Linked DNA regions of Mus musculus: all the other regions are linked to region 2. Evidence: chromatin loops called from intact Hi-C (ENCODE). Cell type or tissue: left cerebral cortex. All regions are shown on one strand. Each heading gives the region's core, and the rest is flanking DNA. Links, peaks and the distances in the headings are about the cores only.

The links. Peaks named below come from ENCODE experiments on the same cell type or tissue, not always from the same donor. Only the 100,000 strongest peaks of a DNase experiment are listed, where the experiment ranks them.
Region 1: it touches region 2 in a loop (4-fold over the local background); 34 of 42 quality-filtered maps call a loop at or near these places.
Region 3: it touches region 2 in a loop (3-fold over the local background); 3 of 42 quality-filtered maps call a loop at or near these places.
Region 4: it touches region 2 in a loop (2.2-fold over the local background); 7 of 42 quality-filtered maps call a loop at or near these places.

The regions. Positions count from the first base shown.
Region 1 is chr8:46,949,359-46,957,499 of GRCm38, forward strand. It overlaps a transcript of Enpp6 not described here. Among named protein-coding and RNA genes, the nearest start is that of Enpp6, 33 kb to the right of the region's middle. In left cerebral cortex, for the core only: CTCF peaks have their summits at 3,696 (motif pointing left) and 4,300 (motif pointing left); a DNase peak (open chromatin) is centred at 4,265.
Region 2 is chr8:46,683,388-46,691,528 of GRCm38, forward strand. No RefSeq gene overlaps it. Among named protein-coding and RNA genes, the nearest start is that of Gm31111, 8.5 kb to the left of the region's middle. In left cerebral cortex, for the core only: a CTCF peak has its summit at 3,369; DNase peaks (open chromatin) are centred at 3,601 and 3,823; H3K4me3 peaks cover 881 bases; H3K27ac peaks cover 772 bases.
Region 3 is chr8:46,806,762-46,814,902 of GRCm38, forward strand. It overlaps Irf2 (interferon regulatory factor 2), which reads left to right. Exons shown (of 9, transcript NM_008391.4): 4 at 461-637; 5 at 944-990. Among named protein-coding and RNA genes, the nearest start is that of Gm39170, 20 kb to the right of the region's middle. In left cerebral cortex, for the core only: no CTCF peak of the experiment used is centred there; DNase peaks (open chromatin) are centred at 4,691 and 6,437; H3K27ac peaks cover 1,776 bases.
Region 4 is chr8:46,845,881-46,854,021 of GRCm38, forward strand. It overlaps Irf2 (interferon regulatory factor 2), which reads left to right. Exons shown (of 9, transcript NM_008391.4): 9 at 34-1,578. The coding sequence ends at 342. Among named protein-coding and RNA genes, the nearest start is that of Gm39170, 20 kb to the left of the region's middle. In left cerebral cortex, for the core only: no CTCF peak of the experiment used is centred there; DNase peaks (open chromatin) are centred at 4,841, 5,927 and 6,671.

The DNA.
Region 1 (8,141 bases), core at 2,122-7,121, 270 kb after region 2:
AGACAATGTTCACAGTGCATATTGACTACACATGGTACCGTGCTACATCAGTACATTTCCATGGAAGTATACCCCAAGCGCTGAACCAAATCCCCCATCTTCCCCTGCCTTCGACCTTCTCACCTCGACTTACCCTTCTTTGTTGATAGTTTCATCTCTAAATTCATGTCATATATATATGCACACACACGTGACTTTATGGTAAGAGACAAACATATTTGTCTTTCTGAGACTAGCTTAGTTCCCTCAATATAATTATTCTCAGTTGTTCAATTTCCACAGAATCAAGACAATCTCATTGTCCTTATGTCTAAGCAAACTCTTCCCTTCTAAATGCTGTTCTTTTGGTGGACACCTAAGCTGGTTCTGTAAGTGCTGCAGCAAGCATGAAGGAGCCAGTGTCTCTGGAATGTGTTGACTTGGCATCATTCTGGTAAATAGAAGCGCGATAGCTGGATCGTATGGTAGATCGTTTGCCTGTTTGTTGAGGAGACTCCATGCTCGTTTCCTTAGAGGCTGGACTAGTTCACAGCCTCACCAGCAGTGTATACATACTCCCTTTTGTCCACATCCTCACCAGCGTTTGTTGGTTGGAGGCAGGAGCTGAGGCAAAGGCCCTGGAGGAGTACTCCTAACTGCCTTGCTCAGCCTGCTTTCTTTTAGAACTCAGGACCACCAGCCCAGGGATGGCTCCACATGTGATGAGCTGGGGCCACCCCCATCAATCACTCATTAGGAAAATGCTCTGCAGGTTTGCCTACAGCCCATTCTTACAGCTGAGGTCCCCTCCTCTTAGACAGCTATGGCTTGTGTCAAGTTGATGTAGAACCAGCTAGCAGGAGCCTGAATATTTTTCATATGCTGATTGGCTATTTACATCTTCTGAGACTGATCTTCCTTTGGCCATTTATTGTTTGCTTTGACCTCTTAGCTTAGTTGGCTTTTTTTTTTTTTACAATTATTTATTCTTTTATTGTATATTTAGTATTAACGAATGGTGCTTGCTCTGTGTTACCCATGTGAAAATCAGAAGATGATTTGTAAGACTGAGAGTCGGTTCTCTCTCTCCAATGTGATCCCACAGGATCCCACACGAGCAGCTGGGTTTGTCGCCAGACACCCTTACCTGCTGAGCTAGCTTTGCCAGCTCTCTTTGGGTTCTCTGAGTTTGCTGTCTGTTTTGTTTTAGTCTTCTGTCAAGGGTTTAGCTAGGAAAGACGTTCTCGCAGTCTACACAGCTTTCTTTAATCGATTTGAAGTTCTGTATGCGGCTCCCGCTCCATTTGGAGTTAACTTTTATACAGGCGACAAGAAGGGGATCCAGTTTTGTTCTTTGGCCCACTGACATCCAGTTTTCAAGCGGTATTTGTTGTCTTCTTCTCCAGCGTATATTTTTATCTCCTTAGTCATGAGTGAGGTGGCTATAGTCATATGGGCTTGTACTTGTACTCCATTCTGTTCTATTTATCTGCATGCCAAGTATTTTTTTTTCCTACTATGGCTTTGTAATATACCTTGAAACTGGATCCAGTGATTCCTCCAGCATCTTTTGCCCAAGGCTGCTATGGGTATCCAAGATCTTTTTTGTGCTCCCTTATACATTTTATTTTAAATTTGTTTTATGTGCATTTGGTGTTTTGCCAGCATGTATGTAGGAATGAGAATCTCTTCTGCACTGAGTAAAAGCATCGCCTGTCAATAAATATCTGATGACCAATGAGACGAAGAAGGATTAGAAGGTGGGATATCTGGCAAAGAGAGGGGAACTCTCAGAAGGAGTCAGGAGCAAAAAAAATTCCTCATCTGGACTTGGAGGGAGTTGGACATAAGGAACGAGGAGAGGTAACCATGGCAGACATTGAATAGCATAAACAGGTTGTGTCACGAGCTTGTCACAAGCCTAGCTGAAGGCCTATGTGCATATTCATAAATAAATAAATAAAGCCTGTGGTGGCAATGGCAGGAGTCTTTGAAATCTCTAGGCCAGGCCCCAGTAACAAAACCATGTCTCCTAATTCTCCCCGAATAACTAACTGGAGACCAAGTATTCAAACTGCGACTTATGGGGGACATCCCAGGAACCACACTCACAAAGACACAAAGGGGTAAAAAGAGTTGAAAACTTTAAACATAAAGTTGGATTGGAATGCCCATTTGCATATCCCCTGTCCTGGTTTGAATTCCTCGGGGCAATATCAAACACAGAATGTTACATATTATCTATTTGGTCTCATAAAGGAAGATAGGGTTCACCCTGACCTAAGTGGGTATTGCACATTATGTGTAGGTTTTGAACGACAAGCCACGTTCTATGAAAGCGACAAGTGAATGTGAGACGAAGTTGTTTGCTATAATAAATACTCGTGACACAGTGGTCATAAGCCCTTAAAACTATGAAAACATTTCTACATTACAGAAAGCCCCTTTCTGTTAAGCTTTCTGATGACAAGACAGAAAAAATATCTTTGTAAATACCTACTGAACTACGCAATTTCATTGTAAGATGTAGGTGGCACTGTCCTGTGGGTCAGCTAAGGCCAATGTGTGTGGTGGAGCGCTTCCATTTCTGATTTCTGTTTTGGCTGTGAGTTCCAGCTGTGCTACGCCCTTCCAGCGTAAGGGAAGAAAGATGTAAAGAAATACTTTGAGAGCCATGTGCAGGTGTCTTATGAAACATAGCTCTGAAAAGATGGTTTTGAAGTTCCTTTCCACTCCTGTAGCTGAGCTGCTGCCATGAGAATTCTCACCCCCAGTGACCGACCGGCCCGTCTGACCTCAGACAACAAGCCGGAGTGTTTTAGTTACTGTCAAAATCTACTTTCACTTCTGGATCTTGTGAAATTTCAGGATCATAATCGAAATGTACGAAGGGAAAAAAATCCACTTTCAATAAAAAAATTATTTGGATAAAGGATTTGAGATACGATTTTCATCAGTGTGTGCTTTTTTATTATGCATAGTACATTTACTATTTAAATCACATTCTTGGTCTTTATTTTTATGGTCCACTTAAAATTATTGCTAATGACTTCTTGTGATCATAAACTGTTCTGGTCTTGTTTAGTAAGAATTGTGTCCTGCTTTTGTGGGTAAGGAAGTATGGACAGTATTTTCTTAGCTCTAGGAATCCTGATAATGTCTCCTTGCTTTCTCATGCAAGCAATAATATTGGCTTCCCGTAAACATTTCATGCCATACACCACGTTATGTTCAAAGTTCTAAATATACTTCCAGCGTCTCCTGGCAGTTATTGATGTGGGTCAAAAGGCTGAAGCCCACGGATTTTGCATTTCTCTCTAACTTTAAAAGCGTTGCAGTATTGACTTTGGAAAATAAAACACTTCTGAAAGAAACAGCTTTCATTTGAACTATAATTAATTTGCCTTGGGCATTATGGGGGCAGATATTTTCCATTTCAGAAAGTTGTTCTAATTTTTATGGATGTTGTTTTAACTCAGTTGTTCTAGATGGTTCTGTGTTCTCTGACATCTTCTCATCACTCTTCCTTGTTATCCAGTGCTGCACTTCCTGGGGCGTGGAGGGGGCGGGTTGCGCTCTAGTTAACGGTGAAGGACTGATTCCAGCTGATGGTTATGGGAATAGAGCCCACCTTGGCAGGGATGGGGCGGTGTTGATGCTCCTCTTCCAAAGGTCCTGAGTTCAAATCCCAGCAACCACATGGTGGCTCACAACCATCCTAACAAGATCTGACGCCCTCTTCTGGAGTGTCTGAATATAGCTACAGTGTACTTACATATAATAAATAAATAAATCTTTTTTTAAAAATTTAAAAAGATACAATGAAGACAGAAGAAGAAAAGAAGAAAACAGACAAACATTTAAATATATACAGCATACAATTTTGTATAAATAAATCTATTTTCTGTTCTATTTACATATTAGAATATTCCATGCATGTACATATTTAACATCTAAATGTTGAACATATGTTAAATGGCTTTTAAATACATATTTAAACTCTCTGTTGCTGAGATAAATACTCATTTTTTAACTCCACTGGTTTTGTTTAAAACACTTTAAACACTCCCCTACACCCCCCACTCCCCACTTCTGCATCCCTTGAATTTCCACTGAATTTACCTTTGAGTTAGTAATATGAACAAACTTGAGAGGTTTGGCTGACCGTGGCAGTGCAAGCTGTAGACAGTAGCTCGATACAAACCTAAGATGGGAAGAGAATCACTGCAATAAGCCTTTTGATATTTCACAGCTGGGATTAAGATTGTATTTTGGAACTATGGCGCCACCTGGTGGCCATTCTCTTGTTGCCGTTTAACATTTCTATTTTAGACCCCCACCTCTTTGGTAACTTGTACTTGAACACCCTTTGGTCAGGAACCCTAGTATACTATTAAGTAGCAATGTGTGGCCAACTGGACCTGGAAGGCCTCCGCTTGTTCGCTTGCTTGTTAGCACAGGTACCTGGAAATTCTGCAGGTCTAGGTAGAGTACGGGAACAGGGGACAGGAGAGACTTTACATCTTGGTTTTTCACAAGAGCCCTATTATAGCTCTGGCTTTCCCAGAAGCCAACTCCTGTGATTGGATGAGGGACTAATGAGACTAAAAATCAAGCACAAGCCTGCTTGGATAGCTGAGGGAACAACAGGTCTTCTCCAAAGAGGGAGAGGCTTGGGAGATAGCCCCAAGGGGAGGGGACACATCCTCACAACGCGTCACGCACAATAAAGGACTTCATCTAAACATCCATCAGAATCACACAGAGTTTTAAAGACAACCATGCTCAATGCATGCAAGAATGTTAAGGAAAGCTGGTGATTTCCCCAGCAGGTTGATTTGGGGGTTAATTCTTTGGCAATATTAAGAGTTTTGAGGGGCTGGAGAGATGGTTCAGAGGTTAAGAGCACTGGCTATTCTTCAAGAGAGGTCCTGAGTTCAATTCCCAGCAACCAAATGGGACTCATAATAATCTATACTGGGATCTGATGCCCTCTTCTGCCATCCAGACATACATGCAGACAGAATACTGTATCTATAATCAATCAATCAATCAATCAATCAATCAACAATAAATAAATCTTTTTTAAAAAAGATGTTTGAAAACAATCATTGCCTTTTTGTTGAATCTCAACCATAAAGGTAGAAAAGTGGGTCTGTAGGAGGAGAGCTGGCGGCCATCTGTTTAGCTTTAGTAAAGACTAAATATTATGGTATGTATGTTGTACTGTTGCAAAAGGTGGCATGTGCTCAAGGGTTGGTCACTGTCTTAGGGTTTCTATTGCTGTGATGAAACACCATCATAAAAAGCCAAAAGCCACTTGGGGGAAGAAAGGGTTTATTTGGCTTAGATGTCCTGAGTCATAGAGTCCATTAAGGGAATCCAAGGCAGATTCTCAAACTGTGCAAGAACCTGGAGGCAGGAGCTGATGCAGAGGCCGTGGAGGGGCGCTGCTCACTGACTTCTCCTCATAGCTTGCTCAGCCGGTTTGCTCATAGAACCCAGGACCACCAGTCTAGTCCCCCATCCATTGTTAATTCAAAGGACACCCAACATGCTTGCGGACAGCCAGGTCTTACGGAGGCATTTTCTCAGTTGAGATTTTCTCCTCTTAGATGACTACGGCAGCTTGTGTCAAGCTGATAGAGAACTAACCAGCACAGTCACCAACCGGGGATACCATTGGAAGATACTGTAGTCTTTGCCGGAAGAAAGCAGGATATTGGACAAGGTATCCCATTGACGGGGGAACCGGAACTGCAACGGATGTTTTCCTTGTTTGTTTTTGTTTGTTTGTTTGTTTCTCTATTGCTATAGTGAGCAGCTATGTTCCACTGAGTCTCTCTTACCATCATACGCTCCCTTCCATTAGCTCCAGAAAATGAGCCTACAAAGGAAAGAATGAAACCTCTGTACCCATGAGCCAAGATAAAACCTCTCAGGTCATAAGCCATCCTGGGTGTTTTATCACAGGGATGGAGAGCTAGTGTATAGCCAGAATCCGTGTTACTTTACTATTTTGACATGGTGTCCATCTTCAAATAGAATACTGTGTGAAAGTCAAATATACAAATGGGTGGACTGAATATAAAGGGTTCTGCTCTGGCAATAACCTCCACCCTATTATCGGCACAGTCCCCAGCTTCACAGAGACATTACCGGGGCACTTCCATAGTTAAAGCATGTTCTATGGTACAGTGGGACATCCCTGCCTCCATCGACCCTGGATGTTAATGCTAAACCCTTTTCTGGGAGCTCTGAAATCATGGCTGAGTCTCTCATGGGTCTCTTCTGCATTCCAGAGCACACCAAGTTTTTCATTCTGACCTTGATTTTGCTACCACTAAAATGTTTGTCTCGGGACATTAGAAACAACGCCAGGCCATTGGACACCTCACTGTCATTGGAACCACAAAGCTGTGTCAACCCATCTAGCATACATAGTCTTCCCTCGTGAGAGATCTTTAGACTCCTGGATACAACCTAAAACAAACAAGCAAAAACCAGAAAAGCAACTTAAGTAAATGAGAACGTCCAACAACCCCACTATCGATGGAAATGAATATTTCTGGTGTGTTTTCTTTCAACATTTATCTATGTGATATGTACAGCTAAAATACTTGTGCAAGATATGCAAGGTTACTAATACAATATTAATTTATTTTCTGACGCTGTAAGTCAATACCACTGACTGGTTAGTCTAGAAAGAATGTTTATTTGGTTCAAAGTTCTAGAGGCTGCGACGTGCAAGATCAAGATGGTGGCATCTACTGAGAGCCGCCTTCTTGCATCACAGCGTGGGAGGGTACCCCATGACAAGATAAAGCAAGCATGTCCGCACACATCTCGCTCCCTCTTCTTTTTTTTCCCCCATTTTTTATTAGGTATTTAGCTCATTTACATTTCCAATGCTATCCCAAAAGTCCCCCATACCCACCCACCCCCACTCCCCTACCCACCCACTCCCCCTTTTTGGCCCTGGCGTTCCCCTGTTCTGGGGCATATAAAGTTTACTTGTCCAATGGGCCTCTCTTTCCAGTGATGGCCGACTAGGCCATCTTTTGATACATATGCAGCTAGAGTCAAGAGCTCCGGGATACTGGTTAGTTCATAATGTTGTTCCACCTATAGGGTTGCAGATCCCTTTAGCTCCTTGGGTTCTTTCTCTAGCTCCTCCATTGGGAGCCCTGTGATCCATCCATTAGCTGACTGTGAGCATCCACTTCTGTGTTTGCTAGGCCCCGGCATAGTCTCACAAGAGACAGCTACATCTGGGTCCTTTCAATAAAATCTTGCTAGGGTATGCAATGGTGTCAGCGTTTGGATGCTGATTATGGGGTGGATCCCTGGATATGGCAGTCTCTACATGGTCCATCCTTTCATCTCAGCTCCAAACTTTGTCTCTGTAACTCCTTCCATGGGTGTTTTGTTCCCAATTCTAAGGAGGGGCATAGTGTCCACACTTCAGTCTTCATTCTTCTTGAGTTTCATGTGTTTAGCAAATTGTACCTTATATCTTGGGAATCCTAGGTTTGGGGCTAATATCCACTTATCAGTGAGTACATATTGTGTGAGTTCCTTTGTGATTGTGTTACCTCACTCAGGATGATGCCCTCCAGGTCCATCCATTTGGCTAGGAATTTCATAAATTCATTCTTTTTAATAGCTGAGTAGTACTCCATTGTGTAGATGTACCACATTTTCTGTATCCATTCCTCTGTTGAGGGGCATCTGGGTTCTTTCCAGTTTCTGGCTATTATAAATAAGGCTGCTATGAACATAGTGGAGCATGTGTCCTTCTTACCAGTTGGGGCATCTTCTGGATAAATGCCGAGGAGAGGTATTGCTGGATCCTCCGGTAGTACTATGTCCAATTTTCTGAGGAACCGCCAGACTGATTTCCAGAGTGGTTGTACAAGCCTGCAATCCCACCAACAATGGAGGAGTGTTCCTCTTTCTCCACATCCATGCCAGCATCTGCTGTCACCTGAATTTTTGATCTTAGCCATTCTGACTGGTGTGAGGTGGAATCTCAGGGTTGTTTTGATTTGCATTTCCCTGATGATTAAGGATGTTGAACATTTTTTCAGGTGCTTCTCTGCCATTCGGTATTCCTCAGGTGAGAACTCTTTGTTCAGTTCTGAGCCCCATTTTTTAATGGG
Region 2 (8,141 bases), core at 1,312-6,311:
CAGTCCAATTCCCAACAATGGTTCAGTAGTAGCTGTGAATGGAAGTCTAAGGATCTAGCAGTTACTCAGTCCCACACGGCAAGCAGGCAAAGGAGCGAGAGCGAGACTCCCTTCTTCCAATGTCCTTATATGGTCTGCAGGAGAAGGTGTAGCCCAGATTAAAGGTGTGTTCCACCACACCTTTAATCCCAGATGACCTTGAACTCAGAGATCTTCCTGTCTTAATCTTCTGGAATCCATAGCTACTATGCCTCAAGATCTCCATACCAAGATCCAGATAAGAAACTTCTATCTCCCAGCCTCCAGATTTAGGGTCACTGGTGAGCCTTCCAATTCTGGATTGTAATTCATTCCAGATATAGTCAAGTTGACAATCAGGAATAGCCACTACAGTATCCTAATTAATGTGGAGAAACACTAACTGTGGGGTTCTGGGGATTGTCGCACAAACCACCTAGACTCCGATCTCAGTCAACTAGCAGTGGTTCATTGGCTGATCGACCAGGAACATGACTCAGTCTCAGGGGCTGAACTGTGACCCCGAGTTAAGCCTGAGACCTAAAAATATCTGTGCCAAGTTATTTCACCAATGAAGCTTTAGGGTTGGGGATTTCGTTAGGGACGTGTCTTTGTTGTTCATTTATCCTGCTCCCATTGGTTGGGGTATTCAACTGTGGCAGGGGACTTGCCTTGTCAAATATTCATGTTTTAACTTGTCAACCAGGATGGGACTTGTTTTGTGTAACATTCATCTTTTAACTTGCCAACTGGATGTCAGTTATCCACATACATGTCTCCTTCTGCTGTGTAGCCTGTCAGTTCTCAGGGAGATCTTGGGAACTTGAACTTTACCACTCCTCAAAATGGAAGATTTATTTCAAGTACTTTCTTATATTGGTGCAGATGTTTCTCATATGCTGGGGTCCATCTCAGGGACAGCTTATAAAGGCAAATACCATAAAAGCTTATACACAAGTGCAGAAAGTGCTGCTGGATGCTTAGTTTGTGTCCAAGCTTATGGTAGGTAACTACACAACACAATTCTAATAATTTCTATCACAATTGGTTTTTAAGGGCACAGAACATAACAGAATACGTAATCAACTTGACATTAGAAAGTTTCCTAGTAAAAGCAGAAACATATGAGAACCTTTCCTTAGAATGGTAGGTGAGCCAGGCCAGGTAACAGTTATTTAGGCCTTAGCATTCTACCTGGGCTTCCACATTCCATCCAGGCCTTAATAATTTACCTAGGCCTTAACACTAAAGAAAACCAACTTGGGCACAAAAGGTTTTGTTTGGCTTCCTGGTCTCAGTGAATCATTGAGGGAAGTCAGGACAGAACCAGGGAGGAGTGCAGCTAACTGGCTTGCTCTTCATGGCTTGCTCAGCTTGCCCAGGATCACACAGTAGGGCTGCCTCCGCATTCTGATCACCCATCAATATGATGCCCATCAACCTTGCCTAGAGGACAATCTGATAGAGGCGTACTCTCAATTGAGGTTCCCTGTTCCCAGGTTGACTCAAGGTTGGCTTGTGTTCAGTTGACCAAAGAAACAAAACAAACAAAACAAAACAAAACCCTCAAAATCAAAACAAATAAACAATCAAACAAAAACTAAATAAACAAAAACCTGACCACGTAGTAGATGAAAATCTTCCACCTTAAAAGCTTCAAACTTTAGGCCAGGCCATGGTGACACATGTCTTTAATTCCAGCACTCAGAAGACAGAGGCAGGTATATCTTTGCGAGTTTGAGAACAGCCTGATCTACTTACTGAGTTCCAGATCGCCCAGAACTAAATTAAGAGACCCTGTCACAAAAAGTAATCCCCAAGCTTAGATAACAGATTAGACTTCTGCAGAAAAACAGACCAAAAGGACTCAAAACAAAACAAAACAAAACAAAACAAAACAAAACAAAACAAAAAAAACCTTCAGTAGAAACATTTATAACATTTGACCAAATATCTGGGTCCTGTGAGTCTAGCAAAACTGATACATGAAAAGAACCATGGCATCAACAGGAGACAGAATGATACAAATTGTACATAAACAACTACAGGAACGAAAAGAGGAGGAAGTATCTTCTAACTTATTTTATGGGAATAACATTACCCCGTGTTCAACCTAGGGATGAAAGACCTGTTTGAACTCTGAAAAACCAAGCAATATAACTAAGTGTGTCAATCAACATCAACACTACCAACCACAAAAACAACCCCAAAAGCACACCACCATTTCAAGTAAAAGAATTTGACCAAGCTTAGACGGTAACTTTCAGAACTTTCAGAAACCTAAAAATAGACCAAAAAACAAAAAAACAACAAAAAAACCCCTAGGATATCTGTAAAAGAGATACAATAACAACAGAGAAACAATAACAACAAATCCATAGTCAATACCCAGTCCTCTGGGAAAGACTGAACGGCTCTCTCTTTATATCCGAGGAAGAAGCCAGTAGTGACTGCCCTCATTTCTGTCCCAACTATTGCAACAAGGCAATAAAGTATATAAAACACACATGCTGGAAAAAATAAAAAAGACTATATTTGAAGATGACGAGGTTGTCCATATTAAGAAAAAAATCCTAAAGGATCTATAAAAAATACACAAGAAATAAAGAACAAGTTAAGCAAACTCATAGAGTACAAACATAATATTAACAAATCCTTAATAGTTCAAGTGCTATCAACAATTAGAATTCACGTTGTAAAGAATTTTTTTTCCTGAGTTGTTCCATTAGAAAAAAAGGAGGGAAGAAGAAGAAGGAGGAGGAGGAGGAGGAGGAGGAGGAGGAGGAGGAGGAGGAGGAGGAGGAGGAGGAGGAGAGAAGAAGAAGAAGAAGGAGGAGGAGGAGGAGGAGAAGAAGAAGAAGAAGGAGAAGAAGGAGAGAGAGAGAGAGAGAGAGAGAGAGAATGAATTTAAATTATGTTCAAATAACATGGTAGAAAATATCCGGTGTATAAAATATGTATTCTACATGCTTTGCTTTACATTTGACATAGTCTACCTAAAAGGGATTCTTTATCCTTCCAAATAATGAAATGCATGAAACAGAAATGTAATCTCTTGATCCAAAACTTAATCTTAACATTCTGCTGTTTAAGCTTCCAGATGGTACCTTTTTTAATCTTGATTTTGGCGCGCGCGCGCGCGCGCACACACACACACACACACACACACACACACACACACACACACACACACACACACATTTTCAATAGCAGTCTTATATTTCAAAGAGAGTGGGACTGATGTGGGACTTCTCTCCTTGGAAGGCTTGCCTCCCTGGATTTAACAACCTGTTTGTTGATAGCACAGATGTGGTTTCTCCTCACTGTCCACTTGGGGGCTATCTCAATCTATTTCAGATCCACTAGATAGGGACTGTCTTCCTAAACCGAGTCTTCCTGTCTAGCAGGAACTCATAGATTGTCCCTGTGATATGAAACGAGGCCGTTAGGCCCCAGTACCTGACTTTTTTTTGATACCTTTTAAAGTACATCATTAATGAAAACTAAACTCGCACAGGGTTCTGCACGCCTACCTTGCATTACCACTGCGTCTGCGCGCCACAAGTGTGGACTACATCTCCCAGGATGCATCGTGTCCCCGCCCGCGCAGCCTTACTTCCTGCGAAGGACTTCCGGAGTGTTAGTAACCTTGCTGACTACTGGATTTAGGGTCTTTTTGGGAGGTCACTGGGACTAGCTTGTATTTTTCTGGGAGGAGAGGGGGACAGCAAGCCATAACAGGGCGGCATCTGTCCCGTTTTCTGGTGTGCACAGACCTTGCTTTCTGGGAGAGGCGTTGGCTCCGCCTTCAGGCAGTCCTCTTACAGGTGGTTGGCTGTTGTTCTTGTCATTCAGCCGAGTCCTTGGACTTGTCAGAGATCATCAGTGAGACAGGCCAGCAATCCTGAGTTATAGTGGTTTAGTGACCATTTCTTTTCTTTTCTTTCACCCACCCCCTTTAAACCACGGACATTTTAGTGAAAAATAAAAATACTATAGATAAGTTGTCAGATAATTTATTCTGCAAACGTATGCGTGCTTTCTTTACCAGGTGTTTTTAAGGATTTTGTTAGTGTTGGCCTGGAATCCTTTTTTTCTAATCTTTTAAAACCTATTACTACTAATGTGTCTTGAAGATACTACTTAGGGAAAACTGAAAGTGTGTGTGTGTGTGTGTGTGCGCGCGCGCGCGCGTGTGGTGTAATTTCTAAGGAACTACAATTCCCATCCAGTTCAGATTGAAATGGGCTAAAGGGTGAGTGCGGTGGGCTCAGTGGTAGAGTACTTGCCTAGCATACTTTAAAAAATTCAAAAAAGGTGACTCAAAGTGGGCATACATTTCTTTATAAAAAGACACTGTTGAGGAAATGGGTGGGTCGGGGGCTTAAGATGCATGTCCTAGTTTGTTGATTCTGGAGTCTCTGTGAGTCACTATGCTTCCTCTCCGTACTTGATAGTTTTGTGAAAGCAACTCAAAAGGACACGCTCCTTCTCCATAAACACCCTAAAATTGAGATGCTAATAATGATATGATGATGGTTAAAACAAAAATAATGTGGACTGTGTAATAAGAGGTCAGATTAACTAGAAATGCTAGTTAAGATATAAATGTTGGAGAGATGACTCAGTGGTTAAGAGCACCTGTTGCTCTTGTAGAGGACTGATTGAGGTCCAACTTGTAGCTCCAGCTACAGGAGATCATTATCCTCTGCTGGTCCCTCTGGCCACTGTACTCACTGGCAGAAACCCACACATGATAAAAACATTAAAAAGTTGAAATATTGATGATAGCGAGGTGGTTATCGTGCCTGCCTTTAATCCCAGCAGAGGCAGAGCCAAGCAGATCTCTATGAGTTCAAGGGCAGCCTAGTGTATAGAGTGAGTTCCAGGACAGCCAGCGCTACATAGAGAAACATTGTCACAAAACAAAACATGTTTATCATGATTTAAGGGTGGTGAGTGAAGCTAGAGAATCTAGGAAGGGCCTGAAGATCTTGGAGAAGACAAGTCAGATATCAGTGCCTGTGTGAGTCACATCTGACTCGGTCACAGCTCTCTGTTGGCATCTTAAGGTTTAATACAGTGTGCTTTTGCTTTTATGTCCCTTGTGCTAAGTACTTCACGCATCAGTGGGAATTCCCCACCGAAACAAAGCCAGTAAGAAATATGTATACACACATATCAATATAAATATATATATGTATATGTGTATATGTATATATGTGTATGTATGCATATGTATATATACACACACATACACACACACACACACACACATATATATATATATATATTTATACACATGCATATGTATATTTGGTACATGGCATGCATGTATAGTTGCATATAATATATATGCATATATATAGTAACTTTACATGTACATGTATGATAGTATACATATATAATTGAAAAACATACTAGGTGATTTGTTTCATGGAAGTGTCGTATACAATTGTTGGGACTGGAGGGTCTGAAATCTGTAGGGCAGGCACATGAGCCAGAAACTCTAAGTTAGTGGTTTTCAATGGCCTAATGCTGTGGTTTTTAATGCCCTATTGCTGTGACCCCTTAATTACAGTTCCTCTTGTTATGGTGACCCCCAAACACAAAGTTGTTTCCATTGTTACTTTATAACTGTAATTTTGCTACTGTTATGGATCATAATGGAAATATCTGATATGCAGGATGTGCGACCCTGTGAAAGGGATGTTGGGCTCATGACCCACAGGTTGAGAACTCCTGCTCTAAGGTAAGAGCTGATGTTGGACTCGTGAGGTGGGATTTCTTCTTCTACAGGGAAGCCCTGGCTTAGATTCTGTCATTAAGCCTTTCCACCGATTTCTTGAGTCCTACTCACATGTTTGAGGATTGTCACTACTTAGAGTCAAGATATATAGATATATTTAACCCCCACAGTAATGTTAACTACATCTCCAAAATACCTTAAAGGAAACACCTGCGTTAGTGTTGGATTAGCAAATGGCGCCCTGTAGCCTAGTTGCGACACATAACACTGCTTCCTCTCAGAGCCTTTGCTCTAGTGTTATGCTTTTGCAACCCTCAAAATTGTGTTTTTGTGTAGCTTTGCACTTGGTATCTGTCTTGTCCCTCTACCATTTTCCTCATCCCTTACCTTTGTATCATTGCTGTATTTCTTCTTTCTTCTGTTTATCATCTTTCCCCCTACCTTAGAATTTTACCTCTGTAGGGTAGGGTAATTAATGGATTCTTAGCACATAGGATGTAGAATAGTCAAAAGGTAGAAAGAAGTATTAAGGTGAGAGCTCAGGATGTATTTGATGACCGGATGAAGGGCCAGAGTTCATCATGTGGTACCCTGACTAGCGGAGGAGGAGAGAGATGGAGGAATAGATGGATTGCAAATTGGGGCTCATTGTTTGCTACTGAAGAACTTAAATTAGCATAAATTCATTGGGGGCACAAGTTTGCTTCATTCTCTTTCTTAGCTGTGTGACTGTGACAGGCTCCCCCATCTCCTTGAGGTTCAGTTTCTTTATCTGGAAAGTGGAAAGAGTACTGCTTAGCACAGTAGCCTGTGCCATTTGTGAAGTGCTGTAGGACTTGGGCTCGTTGTGAGCATCAGTTAAAAGGTGACTCTTACCCTTACAATTATTGTTCCGTATCAAAGTGGGATATTTACAAGAACCACTGAAGTGAAATTATTGGATTTCAAAGTCTGGCCCGTGAGGAGGTTGGCACGCTGAAACTTTGCCCTGCACAGTGTCTGAGAACACTCATTTTAATTCCGGGTCCTATTGTTTCAAACAGAATGGACACCTTTCTGTGTATACAACCCATAAAAATGATGAATTGACTGAACCTTTCAGTCTGCCCTGGGCTTCCACTTTAAGTGTAGAGTTAGTTGGTTCCAGGTCAGAGCCTCCATTCATGAGTTTCCTATGGACCCATGAGAGTGAAAGTGCACTCTCTGCGGCAGATGTCCTGCCCCCTAGGATTCTTTTATTCTTCTGAGTCTGCTGCTTCGGCCAATAAGAGAGTTGGTACCCTGACCCAGCATCATAATTATGACCATGAACAGCTAAATGGCTTTTTAAAAAGATCTAAAGGACTCACAGTGAATTCTGATCACTATTGCCTGTTGCCTATGTATCAGTATAATTTCTAGGCTTCAAACCCTTCAGTGTTGATTGCCTCTTAATAATATACTTCTCCTGATCTGTGGGCTGGGTGTTTGCCAGAAAAATATCCTATTCTGAAAAAGGCCTTTTAAAAACTTGGTCAGCTTCTGATAGCATGCCGGATCTTACCAGGAACCATAGTCAGCAAGAGAGGTAGATTGCGGGTTGAGGCTTTTCTCTTTCAGGTTCTGACTATAGCTGGTTACAATGTTTCGCGTTTGTTTAAGGTGTGGGCAGATTGTGAAAATGTAGCCGGTTGGCCAAGGCTTTTTGAGCTGTGTTTGTTGCTTCTTTGGTTTGCTTTGCTCTGTCAGAAGTGGAAGGGAAAGCTATAGTCTAAAAAGAACAGACTCTCTCATTCCCAGCTGTTCTTTTATTTTACTCCAGGCTACTTCTATCCCTAGGGAGGACCAGGGTAATTGAGAGCAGTATTCTTTCAAGTCCCGCAGGTTTGAGATACCCGGACTTAAGGGTGGGACCATGAGCACCTTGTCCTTCTTTGGTTAAAACATCATTTCTTGCCCCAAAGTTAGGAATGGCATTGTGAAACTCTCCCAGCTTGGCGCTATTTGTTTCCCAAGTGAAGACAATAGATGATTCTTTGCTGTCCCATGTGTTTAATTTTCCATAGGTTCATAATAAAACAGTGCTTGCTGGTGTGTGTGTGTGTGTGTGTGTGTGTGTGTGTGTGTGTGTGTGTGTAATTTTTGAATGTAGAAAGTACCTGACACTCTGTCTACAGCACTGAAAGATCTCAATAGATCCTAGCAAGCGCATTTGACTATGACTCTTGGCTCCTTTATTGTGTTTTGCTTTGAATGTAGACTGCCTGAACCAGTGTCCTCGCTAGTAAGTCGCACTCCACAGGACAGCTGGAAACCTCACTTTGTTATTAACATTGTTCCATGGTCTTAGGTCACTACACACCCTCCCAGGGTGCCACCCACATGAAACTGGGGT
Region 3 (8,141 bases), core at 2,056-7,055, 120 kb after region 2:
TAAATTTCCCATAGACATGGTACTCTGATAAGTTCCTCACGGTGACCAGGGGAAGTTAGCACTATTAACATATAGTAATACATTTATTTATTACAAAAATTCTGCAAGGAGATATCTTTAGATGTGGACCTTTTATTTCATATTGGAAGCTCGTCTCTGCTTGTTGGCATTCTAGTCTTGTGTATAGTTGGCATCTCAATTCTACCATTTTATTTTCCCCCTCAAACTATATGGTAGAGCCAGAGTGACCATCTTGTCACGGCGTGGCTTCCATTGTCTAGGCTTTTAAAAATAAAATGCCAGCACCTTAGAAATGTCTCAGCAAAATGGGATTGTTCCAGCAAAGCACCTAGAACAGAAAGGCTTTTTGCACCTCCCCTCCTTCCCAGCAGGACTGGTAGACATCCCCTCCTTGTCTAATGTCCCTCCCCCTTTTCCTTATCTTTGGCTATTTTGCTAGGAAAGCATCAACCAGGAATAGATAAACCAGATCCAAAAACATGGAAAGCAAATTTTCGATGTGCCATGAATTCCCTGCCCGACATTGAGGAAGTGAAGGACAGAAGCATAAAGAAAGGAAACAACGCCTTCAGAGTCTACCGGATGCTGCCCTTATCCGAACGACCTTCCAAGAAAGGTAAAGATGTTTACCGACTAAATAAACGAACCCTCAGTGTCCGTAACAGTACCATTTTGGTTTTCTCATTTCTGCCTCTGTCATCACTTTCCAGGGTAGAATACTTGTCCACTCTAGATGAGACAATCCTCTCTTTACTGGCCTTGGAAAAATGACTTTCAAGGCACCAAAGGCAGAAAAGAGGCCTTTGGTATTTTGATCTCATATCAATGAGGCAGCGGGTTTCAGAAAGAATGTCATGTAAGAACGTCCATGTTTCTCTGTCCTTCCGTGAATTGATCCAGAACTACCTTTCTGTTGCCACAGGAAAGAAACCAAAGACAGAAAAAGAAGAGAGAGTTAAGCACATCAAGGTAATCTTTGGTTGACTAGAAAGCCCCTGTTGTGACCGTATTGTCATGGTACCTGTTCTGTCTCATCAGGACCTTGGCGGAGGCTTTGGCCTTTCTCCTGCTATTGCGTTTTACATGCTTTTAACATCTCCTCTGCATGGACCCACCTGCAGACACAAGTCCACAGATACTTTGCCTAGTCCAGCGTCCCAGAGCAAAAGGTGTAGATGATGCCACTGATCCGCAGAGCTTGGCAGTCCCATGTCTCAGCTCCAGACACCAGCTTGTATCTAAGGCTGTGAAATATGACTTTAGAAACATGTTTGAAAATCAGAGAAAAAAATTTTTATCTCTAATAGAGATGTATTAGCTCTATATCTGTCACAAGCCATTAGGTTGGGAACACAGTAGTTCGTATACTCCATTAGCAAGAGTTTCAGTGGTTCATTCTCTGCTTTGTGAGCGATAAGTCCCAGGAGTTTTCCATGGAGACAGGTCTGTGGGCTTAAGGTTTTCAGTTGACTAGGTTGGTCTAACCACACCCCTATATTTCAATGATCTTAGTGCATAGAAGGTGTAGTAGCCCTTGTTAAATACGGAGGAAGGTGTCAGATAATCCCATGCCCGACTGGGGAGGTCCATCAGTTGTTAAGCAAAGAGCACACAGCACAGCTAGAGACCCAAAGACCACCCAAGAGATGATATAAGTGCCTGGCTTCTGTGTACAGAGTAAGGGACTGAAGAATGAGTTGACTGGCCTTTCTGTAAGATCCCATGGCTCCTTAGCACTGAAATTGAAGTGGATGTAGGACATTCTGATTTATCTTAAAAAAAAAAAACCACGAAGGGACATAATTTAGGTATCTCATTAGACTTCAGAAGGGACAGCATCCTGTGTGTGCCATGAGGGTACTTGGCTGCTCTCCAGGATTCTCCGCCCCTGCCAGGTACCTTCATGGAAAATGTAGTAGTGTCTGTGTAGAACCTATCCACATCTTCCATCTACTTTAAATTACCCCTTGGTTACTTTTTATACCTAATATGATATGAAAGTTGTTGTGTTTTATCATTTAGATAACAATAAGAGGAACAGGTCTATATATGTTTTGTACAGACCAGTGATTGGTTGAATATGTGGGAAATATGTAGGTCTAGAATTGTGAATACATATGGCTGTCTGTTGTTAGACTTTTTTTTTTTTAATGTGTCTAGGCTGCCTACATGTATGTCTGTGCACTATGTACTTGCCTGGTACCTGCAGAGGCCTCAGATCCCTTGGAGCTGGAGTTAAGGACAGTTGTGAGCCTCCAGGTAGATGCTGAGAATTGAACCCGGGTCCTCTCAGAGAGTAGCGAGTGCTAGTAACTCTAAAGCCATTTCTCCAGCTCCTGTAGTTAGAGTCTGAGGGAAATCTTAGCTAGCTGTTCAAGGTTGAGAGGTGCTTATCTCTGTGATGGAAAATAAATATTTTAGGTAGACTAGCAGTGACACTTTGTTTCATTTTTGATGTTTTAAAGTTTCTGATTTATTTTAAAAATAGCACCGGACTGGGGACTGGAGAGGCAGCTCAGTGGTTAAGACTGTGTCTAGGGGACCTGAGTTTGGTCCCCAGCACCTATGTCAGGTGGCTCCCAACTACCTTTAACTTCAGCTTCAAGAGATCCAAAGCCCTCTTCTGGCCTCTACAGACATACACCTCTCTCTCTCTCTCTTTCTCTCTCAATCTCTCTCTCTCTTTCCCCCCCCCATATCCCTCTCTCTCTCACACACACATGCTTAAATAAATAATTCAATAAATAGCATAGGACTAATGATTAATTTTGTTGTAATTTTTATTGTGGAAAATTTTTATACATGTAGGAAGGAGTAAGATTTACTGTAGATCACCCTCTAATTTTAATATCAATCAATTCTTGACCAGATTTGCTTCATCAGTGCTTCCATCCTTTCCCTCACTTTCAATATCATCATAGATATTTGACCCATTTTGACTACAGAAACAATTTGTGATAGTTGTCAAAATATTTTCAGGCAAATCTCAAATATGATGTTTCTTCTGTAAGCATTTCACTATATATTTTTAAAAGTACATGCCCTTTAAAAATACCATGCTGTCATTATTTTAGCTGATGAATTTGACAGGAATCCCTCTGTATCGTTAAATATCTAGCCAATGCTCAGTTTTCCTATTATCACAGAAATGGTACTACAGTTTTATATACATATATATCTGTAATATAGTTATACATATATACGTGTAATATATATTTTATATATGTCTATTTGTATCTGTAATATATATGTATATATTACCTTAACTAATACCCACACCATCAGCTGGGTGTGGTAGAGAGCACATATCTGTAATCCCAGCATCCAAGAGGCTAAGTTAGGGAGATCTTGAGGGTGATTGTCCTGCACCATATAATTTGAAGAAAACTTTGTTTCGGAAAAGAAAGAGAAATTTACCTGAGAACCCCATAGGAACTTTTTGCTGTATCTCAAGAATTTTTCTTTTTTAAAAATAATACCTTTTAATGGTTTATTTTTACTTCCTGTGCGTTGGTGTTTGGCGTAGGTGTTGTCCGTGTGAGGCAGTCAGATCTGGAACTGGAGTTGCTGACAGTTGTGAGCTGCCGTGTGGTTGCTGGGAATTGAGCCCAGGTCCTCTGGAACCCAGAATTTTCTTTCTTCCTTCCTTCCTTCCTTTCTTTCTTCCTTCCTTCCTCTCTTTCTTTCTTTGTTTCTTTCTTTGTTTCTTTCTTTCTTTCTTTCTTTCTTTCTTTCTTTCTTTCTTTCTTTCTTTGCTTGCTTGGTTGGTTTTTCTTTGAGACACAGTGTCACTGTGTAGCCTAGGCTAGCCCCAGACTTGCAGCAGCTCTCTGCCCTCAGCCTGTCTAGTACTGGATCATGGACCAGAGCCACCACAGCCACCACGAGTGACCTTGCTTTCAGTCTAGGGACATTTTCTATGTCTCTTTTTATAAAACAAAACAAAACACAGCATTATTTTCTCCCTATGATTATAAAAAAACTAATTATTAGCCATACTGTTTTCCATGGTGATATTTTTAGACCTGCATTTTGAGTGTCCCAAATATATCTCTACATCTCAGTAAGAGATGTATAACTTTTTTTTCCCACCACAAATACCTAGTTTGAAGAATTCACTGTACTCTTAGGTGTGATTGTCTCATATTTAGTATGTTCACAGCATTCAGTGACTAGCATAGAGCAAACTATACATATCTGATAACTGAGTGGGAGCATGAACATTTATTAAAAACGCAGATATATTTATTCTGTATGGTGGGAGTCAGGGGCTTTACAGTACAGATTTAATTTCATAATTGCAGCGAGTAGAAAAACAACAGCAGAATAACATTTACTTTTCACTATATTTTCCCCACACGTAACCACTATATTCCATTCAGTATCAAATACCAAAGGTTATATGGCTGGCCGTTACGTTATGTCTCTTTAAGACAGACACACTACTTCCGGTGAAGCAGTCAAGGCTGAGACATGCAGCATCCCGGGGCTGTAGGAATGTAAGGAAATGTGCTTCCTAGGGTGGGTGGCATGTGGGGGTCCTCGTAAGAAAAGGGTAGCTTTGGTTACATCAGCCTCGTGGGGCCACTAAAATGTGGTAGGCACAGCCCTGGTGAGACTTAGCCATGTTCATCCAGGAAGTGAGCGGCCTTAAATGAAGCCACGTGGGTGGAGCTCCTGCTCAGGAGCATCTGTTATGAAATCCTTGTGTAACAAAGCTATGATTAACACTGTGTTCCTCAAGGGACATTGTTCCTTCAGCGGAAGGCTGATGAATCATACTTAGTGCAGCCTAACCTTTGGATGTAGCTATCTTTTGCATTTGTCTTGCATGCAGTGTTATAGTAGAACGTGTATCAGGCCGGTGGGTTTTTCCCAATTCTGGGGTTTATAGTTGCTAAAGGCATTGATCGATCTGCAGAATGATTCCAAAGTTAATTCCACAATGGCTTTGGGATCATTACAGTTAAAAGATTGTCTTTAATAAAGGATTAATAGTCTACTTTTTTGTTAAAAGTCTAAGTATGTAAGCTGTGCCAGGTTTGATGGCATATGCCCTGTAATCCTAGCAACTGGGAAGTGGAGGTAGAGGGTCAGGAATTTTAAGGTAAACCTAGGCTACATAGGAAGTTTGAAGTCAGCCTGTGCTACAATAAATCCTGGTTCATAAAATAAAACAACCACCAGCCATACTGGGCCATGGACACATTCACTGTATGTTCCTTGCTGTTTCAGAAAATAGTTTCTCCAAGGATCCGTGGAGGGAGGACGTTGTCAGAGTTAAAATGGAGTCACTGGGCATGGTAGTGTTTTCCTGTCAGTCTGGCCTTGACAAGGCTGGAGCAGGGGGATATTAAGTTTAAGGGAAGTCTGGGCTTCATGATAAACCCTTATCTCAAACCAAGATGAAGTTGGTTGTGCCAGCTCTTCCCAAAGTCAAGGGGTTTGAAGAAAATGCTTTTTATGCATGGATAGCTGACAATAAATATGTTCTAACTTTCCTTCATTCCAACCTGTGTTCATCTAAACACAGACAAATTCCACCTCAAACAGAAACTGGGGTGTTGTAACTGGCTTGGCAGAAATGAAGGTATTTTTGAAGAGAAGTGAACAGACAATTCAAACAGTGGACCCCAAAGAAATGGGACGTTTCCCCAGAAATCTCTTGCAGGGAGAAGGAAAAGCCCCCAACCAATGGGGAAACTTGTCTCCCAGTGAGATTTCACACCATCCTAATAATTTGTTAGACCACGCTTTCATCTCGAAGCCTGTTCTGCAAGCCATGTTTGGTCGCCCATCCTCAATAGCCACTTAAAAGAGCCAAATTAATAGTAGAAAACTGAAAATTGAGATTTTTTTTCAATATGACAACATTGTGGAGAAGAACAGAAAGATCCGGTAAACCCTCAGGTCCATCTTTAAGAACCTGAAAGGCCACCATCTTCAGGGTCCCGAAAGGCAATAAAAGTTTAAATAGAAGACAGAGAACATGAACATCTATCTACACAGTGCTGGTCAAGGTGTGGTCCTGCCCACCACTGACCCATCATGTTCTGGGCTTCAGTTACATTTTGTAAGGCCATCTAATTGGAAGAGCTACACCTCTAAAATATCTTCATTTTTATCACTGTCTATCTGAGAGTATATTCTGTGTGCTCAGTGGGCCACACATCACTAAAATAAACTACCTCTGTGGCGCTACCTGTCTGACCTAAGAAAATTAGAATAAGAGAAACGTTAGTAAGCAGTCTCAGACTGAACAGTGAATGTATGCGTTTCAGAAAATACCATGGAACAGATTGCCCTGGTACAACAGATTGCTCTGTTCCATATAGGCAAGACCAAGGACGATAAGGCTAACAGTAGGCAGGGTGGTAGGTGTTGACAATTTTTAGTTCCTCTAAATGATACTATTCCCTTATTTAGCTCTTCCTGGGATGGTCAGAGTTTTCCCCTTTTCCCTATCTAGGAAGTACAGGCATAGGGGATGAGTCATTTTCCCAAGATGGCATGGCTTTCTGGAGTTTGAGAACTCTTCTGGGAGCTGCAGAACTTGAGCCTGACCCTGGGGAGGGAAATGTGGCCCAGATCAGATAATGCTCACTCCTTAGGAAGGGATGCTTCATGAGTGAAGGCCTAGAGGTCAGCGTTATTTGGTTTCCTCTGAATGAATATGGAAACTGGCTTAATTTAATCAGGGGCATTGTGTGGAGAACAATGGAAAATAAAGATGCCCAGGTAAGATGGATATGAACGAGTGCTTCCTGCATCAGGGGGAGTGGGGGGGGGTTGGTTGCAGATGAAAACACAAGCATTTCCAAATCAACGCATCAGTGTTCCCATGGAAACCGAATAGAAAGGGGCGTAATGTCATTTGGTGGAAGTCACTGGTCTGTGTTCGTTCCGAGGGCAGCCATGTGGTTAGAAATTACAGAATAGCTGGTGTCCATTCTGCAGACCTTTCTCACAAGACTGTTTCCTGCAACAGTACATTCCTGATTAGACAGGACGATTGGGGCAGCAGCAGCTCCTTCCTTGCTTGGGAAAACTCTTCAGGTTTAAGACTATGATGACCAGGGAACCTGTATCGGAGGGCGACTTGAAAACACATCAGAGCTGCTTTGGATAAAGCCAGCTAGGAAGATGAAGCAGGTTAGGAGCTATCCATCACTGGCCATTCCCACCCCCCTCCCCTGCTGGTGGACTAAGTCACTTCTCTGGACACAGAAAGGGATAGCTTTCATCTTAGAGGAAAGAAAACATAGTTTATTCTAGAGCTAAATTTGAGTGACCATGGCTCTGGAACACCGATTTAGGTCACTCCAGATTCCATGTTCCACCGTGGAAACAGCTTTGTGAGGTTTTATAGTTATGCAGAATCAAGAAAGTCCTGTCATGGCAAATTTAAACCACATCGGTGGGTGCCTCAGAGAGGCTTTCTCGGTGATCAGGGGAACCTTTCCCATAGGCCTCATATCTGATGGCATTCTTACTTTGGGAGTTGTTAGAAGCTAGTGTTGTGCTGTGAGGCAACATAGTTCAAAAAGTGTTTATTGACTAGTCCCACCATGTTGGTTCTGACACAGTGTGGGCAAGGATAGCTATTAAGGAAGCTAAAGCTAGCTCAAGATGAGCTAATTAGTCCTACACCATTTCAGTCTCCTTATCTTACTGAAGTTCTACTCAGTGTATCAGTCTCTTTAGATGCAGCTCCTTGCCAGGAAGTCTTGTTAACACTTCTTTAGGAAATCAAGTTGAGCTACTTGGGGCAAAGGTTTGGAGCCCAGTGGATCAAGGTAAAAGGAAGAAAATGGCAGACTGCACAGTAACAAATATAGACAAAGATGGTGACCGTTGGGATGGAGCCCAGGGGACATTGCTTCCGAGTATGGAGCGTGAAGACAGGAGTAGTTAAAAGAGGAAGATACAGAGAAGGAATACTAGGTCTGGAGCTTGTTTGTGAGTGAAATGACATCTGGCAAGCAGATGTCATGCTGAGTGTCTGAGGCCCAAAGGTGTGACCCTTTACTCCAGAATGACATTGGAAGTCTTGAAAACAGGCCCTTTTCCAAGACAGAAATTCTCCGAGATGTAGGGAAAGAAAAGGGAGTGAGGAATTA
Region 4 (8,141 bases), core at 2,106-7,105, 160 kb after region 2:
AACGCAATGTATCTTGATTGTTTTCTCTGAAAGGGGAGACCACACTGGAGGAAGAGGAGCATCGAAGGCAAGCAGTACCTCAGCAACATGGGGACACGGAACACCTATCTGCTGCCCAGCATGGCGACCTTTGTCACCTCCAACAAGCCAGATCTGCAGGTCACCATCAAAGAGGATAGCTGTCCGATGCCTTACAACAGCTCCTGGCCCCCATTTACAGACCTTCCCCTTCCTGCCCCAGTGACCCCCACGCCCAGCAGCAGTCGGCCAGACCGGGAGACCCGGGCCAGTGTCATCAAGAAGACATCTGATATCACCCAGGCCCGTGTCAAGAGCTGTTAAGCCTTTGACTCTCCCTGGTGGTTGTTGGGATTTCTTAGCTTTGTGTTGTTCTTTGTTTGTATTATATTATTTTTTTTCTCTATGATACCTATCTTAGACACATCTAAGGGAGAAAGCCTTGACGATAGATTATTGATTGCTGTGTCCAACTCCAGAGCTGGAGCTTCTTCTTAACTCAGGACTCCAGCCCCCCCCCCCCCTCGGTAGATGCGTATCTCTAGAACCTGCTGGATCTGCCAGGGCTACTCCCTCAAGTTCAAGGACCAACAGCCACACGGGCAGTGGAGGTGCTGCGTTGCCTACGGTCAAGGCCAGCATGGTGGAGTGGATGCCTCAGAACGGAGGAGAAAATGTGAACTAGCTGGAATTTTTTTATTCTTGTGAATATGTACATAGGGCAGTACGAGCAATGTCGCGGGCTGCTTCTGCACCTTATCTTGAAGCACTTACAATAGGCCTTCTTGTAATCTTGCTCTCCTTCACAGCACACTCGGCGACCCCTTCTGTGTCCACTACCCCACTACCCACCCCTCCCTCCTCAACCCCTCCATCCCGGTCCTCTATGCGCCCCTTCCCCCCAACCAATCCCATCACAACCTCTTACCTATCCTTTCCCTCCCAACCCCTTCTATCCCAGCCCACCACCTACCCCACTCCTCCCCAACTCCTCCATTCTAGCCCATTACCCACGCCTCTCTCCTCAGCCCAGCCTACCCCATCCCACCCTGTTCCTTTCCTCCAGTTTCCTCTCCTCAAAGGCAAGGCTCTACATCTTGGAGGAGGAGGAGGAGAAGAAAATGAGTTTCTTCACCGCTGTCCCATTTTAAGACTGCTTGAATAATAAAAAAAAAATCTTTCTAATCTGCTATGCTTGAATGGCACGCGGTACAAAGGAAAACTGTCATGGAAATATTATGCAAATTCCCAGATCTGAAGACGGAAAATACTCTAATTCTAACCAGAGCAAGCTTTTTTATTTTTTTATACAAGGGGAATATTTTATTCAAGGTAAAAAAATTCTAAATAAAATATAATTGTTTTTTATCTTTTCTACAGCAAATTTATAATTTTAAGATTCCTTTTCCTGTTCATCAGCAGTTGTTATTACATCCCTTGTGGCACATTTTTTTTTTAATTTTGTAAAGGTGAAAAAAAAACTTTTATGAGCTCATGTAGCAATCAAATTATCCTGTGGATTGATAATAAATGAATATGGTATATAGTTAAAGATTTTAATGGGTATCACTTCTGGCTTTATGTGTGTCTACTTAGAGCGTAATCATGGATCAAAGCTGACAGAGTGTTTATTCTTGGAGACCGGCATGCTTTCCTTTGCTAACCACAAAGAAAATGAGGAGGGTCCTATGGTAAGGCTGTGAATAATTCCTCCTCCCACAGCAGTGGGCCTTGTGCAGAATGTCCTACGTGAGTTTCCGTCTTTGCTCATCACAGATGTGTCTAGAAAGGGTGTTTATCACTATTCCACAAGGCAGAAATCGTGATCTGAGATGAAGACTCTATACTCTAAATTAATGGGTTAATGTTACCTACGCAACACAAGACCAGGATGCTGGTGGAGCCTGGAGGGTCCCCTGGAGAGAGCGCAAGACCAGGATGCTGGTGGAGCCTGGAGGGTCCCCTGGAGAGAGCGGTTTTCCCACTCATTGTTCCCACTGTGAACAGAGTCCACTCCTCTGGGTGGGTTTCCTGTCCCCATCTGTAGGCTTATACTTACGGACTTGAGTTTGTGTTGAGTTACATACCTGGGCACAGGGCTAAAACACTCTCAGTAATGGGAAAGAGTTGTTAGGTTCTACCTTTCTGTTTGTCTCCTAAGACCTGGGGTCTTTAAACCAAGGCCCTGCCCTTAATGAGTAGGACTTTGAGACCACTGTTCTCTATCACCTAGTTGGAATGCATTTTCTTTCCCTTTGAATTTACCTTTATTGCCTTCACACACACACATACACACACACACACACACACACACACACACACACACACACCCCTTGGTGGTTCAAGGTACAACCCTAACCTTGAGGACATCACCTCCCTTACGTCCCCCCCCCCCCAAATCCTCAGTTTAAAAACTTAGCTGCCTTAATGCTAAGTTTTTTGGGGGCTGGGAAAAGATCGCCAAGTTAATGTTTGAAAAGGTCCCTTCAATTTATGAAAGGACAAAGGGCTCTTTTAAAGTCTATTGCTATGTGTGGCTGCAGATAGAACCAGTGACCATAAAATTATCGCTCCTGAACACAAGTCAACGGAAACGTGTTACTGTTTGGTGCGTTGTTGGAAATGTCTCACACAGGTGGTCTATTATTCCTTCTTTTGTTTAGATTATTTTATTATTTTTATTGATTGATTGGTTTATCTATTGATTGACCAGAGTAGGAGGTGTTTATTTTGATTCCCTAGGAGAAAGCATAAGGTCTTCAGTTATACGAGCCTCCCCTTTTGGTAATTTATATTAAAACAAAATCTCATTATTCATCCTGTTTTGTTTGTTTGCAAAACAACAAAAACAGAATAGAAATTAGGCCTGACTCACATGGTCATCAGCAGGCCTAGGATAGCCTGGGCTCTCTTATCCCCTCTCTGCACCCATAATGAGCCCTGCGGGTCCCAAATGCATGCCACAGTGCCCTAATCCATTCCTGTGGTGGGATCCAGACTAGTAGCCAAATTCAGGTACTCAAGGTAAGACTCTTTGCCAATCAGATGCTTAAAATACTCTCCTGAAAGGCTGAAGAAAAACAAGTGAGTTACATAAAGCCTGGGGGTGGGGGGAGGGCACCAGGAAGCCAAACAAACCAGATGGACAACTCAGTCACAGGAGCCCCAGACCTTGTCACTTAGAGGAAGTGCTGGGGACGCGTGATTTATTTAGTAGGCCTCTGTGTGTGCCGATATGGTTTTTATGACTGGTTTTGCCATGGGTGTGTTTAAGTAGCTCTATAACTGCCTTTGGGACAATAGCTTCCATTCTCTGTAGCAAGCATGTAGGTAGGTCACACCTGTAACAAAGTTCCTTTTACATCTGTGATCTGGGGAGTCATTGACAGCATTAAGGTCGAGCGAGCGAGCAGAGAGCACCTTGATGTAAGGGGCTTCCGAGATGCTGTTTGGGTGTCTTAAATAAGTCCATCCTCAACCATTTCCGCCTTTCCCTATTTAGGTGTCAGAGGCAGCGTTTTGTCCGCTTGAATGTATTAGAAATACGTGGCTAAGAAATACAAATCCTTGAAGCATCAAAGCCCTAAAATGTTCCCCCTTTTGTTTCCCCAAATGCAAAGGGCACTATCATGTAACCCACTCCCGAGGTAGACATTTTAGGAATGAGGAAGATGAGTGATTTGGTTTCAGGATTCTGACTTTTCAAGTTGGTGCTTTTTTTTTAACGTATTTTCCATGTGAATGGAAAAAAAAAAAGTGTTAAGCCCTAAATGGCCTCTTGCCCCCAAACCTGAGAGGTGAAACTTTAGACCTTCCAGTCTCTAGAGGCTGTCCTTTGAGTGCTGGATTCATTGGGGTTTAAAAGCCCCTTGTTATTTTAGCTTGGGACAAACAGACCTAAATAAAAGGAGGGACTCAGAACTTAAGTCTTCTGCCAGAATTTTACTGATGATAGACAGACAGCAGACAAAAACAAACAGACAAACAGACAAACAAACAAACAAACAACCCTAGGAGGATGGGAAGAATGGGGGAAGGAGCTCCGTGAAGAGGTGCTGGGAGGGGCTGATATTGGCATGTAAAGTGAATAAATAAATAAAAATTTAAAAACTAGGAAAAGGCTGGCAAGCAGAGAGACGGGCCTCTGGCATGCAGAGACTATCCAATACCTTTCCTAGCTTGGGTTTGGAAAAGGAAAGGAGGCAGAAACTGGTTTTAAGCAGTTATAATCAACCATTTTATCATGAAACTCCACCCCTTGGTACAACCTAGAGCCGGGATGAACGATCAGAGCCACGGGACAGGAACCTGACTTGCCAAAGGGCCAGGGTGCATCTCCTCCACCTAGTACAGGCTGCAGTGAACCCCTCCCAGAGGGACCACAGTGCTTTTCTATCTCTCCAGGAACTGAAAGCCCCTTGAGTGGAGTCTACATCACATTCTCATTTTCCCAAGAGGCACAAGGCATGTATCTACTAGACAATCACACAAGCATCTCCTACACCGATCCCTGCCCACCACTGTTAGTGTTAAGAAGACCATGTTGGTCCTCAGATACCCTCTTCAGCAATGACTTGCAGACCTGGAGAAGGAGGGCTTGTGATGGCTGTGTGGAACTTTGGGTGTGTGATGCTTTGGGTAAGGAGATACAAAAAAACCTACGAGTGGTGCTAGGGAGGGATTCTTCTTGAAGCCTGCTGGCTTCTGTACCGTGACCAGCCCTAGAGAACACAGACACTATACCCTGCTGGAGCTTGGCCATCACTGGCCTTGCTGTGAGCATAAATGAGGACTCTAAAGAGATTTGCTTCTGTGGCCATTCTGGCAACAGGTGCCAAGGCACTGTCCGAAAATAGAGTCTGGGAGGAAGGAAGTGGTCAGGCCTGATAACTGGTTTTAGCAAAAATGTTAGGTCTGTCCAAGAACTTTGGTCTCGCTGTGAGTGGATCAAGAGGAGGGACTGTTTGAGAGCTCACGTAGCCTAGGGTAGGGATGCAGTTCACCCTGTGCAATCTGTAGCACCACAGGAAAAAAACAAACAAATAAACAAAATATGAATTAAAAGTTAAGAGTTCATATAGTCTTGGGAAGACCTCATTCTAGAATCTTCCAGCAGGTTCCCCCCAAAAGAAAGCAAAGTGTGTACCCTGAGCCTCTAAATAAAGTTTGGTCACTTTCTCCCTGTCTACTGTGTAAACATATTCAGACAGATTGCTGGCCCTGTGGAAAACACTTGGTTGTCCAAGTGCTGTTGGTTTCACCCCTTAGGCTCACAACTAAAGTCACTGCCAACATACTCATTGTTCAATGTCACAAAATTGGTGGCTTACATGATACGGCCTTGTGTGCAGGACCAGATGAAAAGATCTGGGCCACTAGTATCTCTAAACTCCAGTTTTTGCTGAGAAGAATATACTAAAATTGGAACCACTCATATGCATCCACATGAGCCGTCAATGGGAAAAGACATCAGATATTTTCTGTCTGGCTGAGGCTTGGGCCTTCTATCTAGGGGCCTTCTATCTGGGATTGCTTCTGTTGCCCCCCAAAATCCCCAATGTACAAGGGCAAAGACAATTTAAACCCACAATATTGTAGTGAGGATGTGCCTGAAGTTTGAGGACAATAGGGGTGATTCCTATGACTAGTAATGAGCCAGGCCTTATCCCCTGAGTGTTAACACTGACAAATGTTCTCTATAGAGAGTGCTATTCTGTCTGTCCATGGTCCCTCTCCCTCTCCAGGGCTGTAAATGCAGCTCTTATCTTCATCTGCAGCATCTTTGCTCTCGGAAGCCCATAAATCATGTTTTTAGTGTGACTGTGAAATGCGGAAGAGGGTTCGTAGTCCTGGCTGTACAACAGCCAGCCTGTAGGGAAATTAGAATTTTAGGGGGAAGTGTGAAATACAGCCAAAAGCTATTGCTCAAATTCTAACTAGTGACTCTAGAGGGTCACGTGGCAACCAGGCTATGATAAGGGAAGGAGACCACTGGATGGCTTAGCATGTGTTTAAGTTTCTATTTGCAGGATAGATTTAAAGTCATGTCATTTCTAAGTGATTTTCCTTTAGCAGCCGATGACTTTAATTTGGTAACTAATGATCTTGGTCTGCCCAGAACTGGGAGGCTCAAGGTGGAGACTTTTTTTTCTTGTTGAACTCGGGACTCTCTCAGGTAAACCACAGGAATAAGTTTCCCTGCATATAATGCCAAAATCAGAGGAGACATGATTTTACATTTTATTAGAGGTGTATTGTTGATAAGTCTATCATTAACCCATTAATTAGAGGGTATGTTTTACTAAGAGACACAGACATCATTTATTCAACACTATGAAGTTCCTGGTATGTGTTGGCCTTAAGTGCTAAGGCCACATACGACTGAATGGAACTTCTTCTGTTGAGTGGATAGGAGCTATCCAACCAATGAACAAACGAAATCTTTGGGAGACAATAAATGCTACGGAGGGAAATAAAGTGTGGGCAAGGGAGGCAGGGCCATGGAGATACTCAGAGCCATCATTTCGACGTGTCCAGAGCCGGCTGCAGAGTTGGCAGTTACAAAGCTCAGCAGTTAGAGGAAAAGAAGGAAAATGGCTTGTATCAGCAGTGCTCTGTTGCAGGAAACAAAAAACCACAGGCGCTATTTTAAGCACGAAGGCATCGACTGGCGAGAAGCAGGTGCTTATGTGGGCAAGCTGGACAGGCCTCTGTAGGGTTAGCTTCACTTCCATCACTGAAGGTGGGATACCGGGAAACGTCAGTTCTGTAGACACACCACATCAGCTGCAGGCTCATCACAACGTTCCTGTCATAGCTCCACCTCAACTCTCCCTTGAGACTGCTGACTTTAGTCACGGAACACTGAGCCAGTGCTCCAGAGAGTTCCCAGGCTCAATGTCACATATGGGACCGGTTACAGTGGAGCCAGGAATACGGCTTCTGCCTCACTACCAAATTCCCACTCGTGTACAAGCTGAACATATCATGCAGTTAGGATCAGACATGAGTAAGGCTGAGAAAGAAGGTTCCAGATCTCCAGCCTGAGCAGCAGAGAAGGGCACACCCCAGGCAGGTAAGAGTAAATGTTACAGGCTTTTTACAGGACATTTAGTCAACCTCAAGAAACCATTGCAAGACCGCTAAAGGTGGTGAAACTAGCCAGAGAGATGCAACTTTATCCGGCACACTTCAGCAGAGGTGAAAAGATAGCACTACACAGTGGCCAGAATAAGGCTTTTTGTTTGACTAGTTTTTAATTTTTTAAATATTTTCACTATTTTATGTGTATAGTTGCTTTGGCTGCATGTATGTCTGTGTTCTGTGTACTATGGGTGTGCCCTCAAGCAAGAAGGGGGCATGGGATCCCCTGGAACTGGAGTTGCAGACAATTATAAGCTACTGTGTGGGTGCTGGGAATTGAGCCCATGTCCTCTGGAAGAGCAGCCAGTGTTCTTAACTTCTGGGTAATCTCTCCATCCTGGATGATGTTCTTAAGACAAGGCCCATACTTGCTATGCTGCTGAAGCTGGCCTCGAACTCAGACCTCCCCGTGCCTCCAAGTGCTGGTAGATGCTACTGTATCAAGTGCAGGCAGGGTTGGCTTTTAAAGTTAGAGCATCCTGTACTCAGTAGTGCTTACTTAATTGCTACTGTGTTTAGGAAACCCGCTTGGTATTTTGGAAGAAATGTTTATTTCTAAAAATGGATCTGTTAACACCTTACTTGTACGGTTGTTGTATTATTAAACATGATAAAGCTAGTAATATACGGAGCATACTGTAGACTCATTTGTAACCTCTGTGTACTCTGTGTATAAGATAGCTAAGACTATAGTTTGGAAATTGGTTCCAAACTATCCATAGTTTCCTGAACTTTTGTAAATTCAAGAATTTGCCAGTGAGGAACTCTGATTTCATATAAGTGACTGTAAGGTGTGTGTGTGTGTCTGTGTATCCTTTATATATCATATATAATATATGCCACACACACATATATACACATATACACATATATACATGTATATATAACATACATGTATACACACACATATATATGTATATGTATATGTATGTGTATATATATATATATAAAATTTATTACAAACTCCCCCAACCTCATGT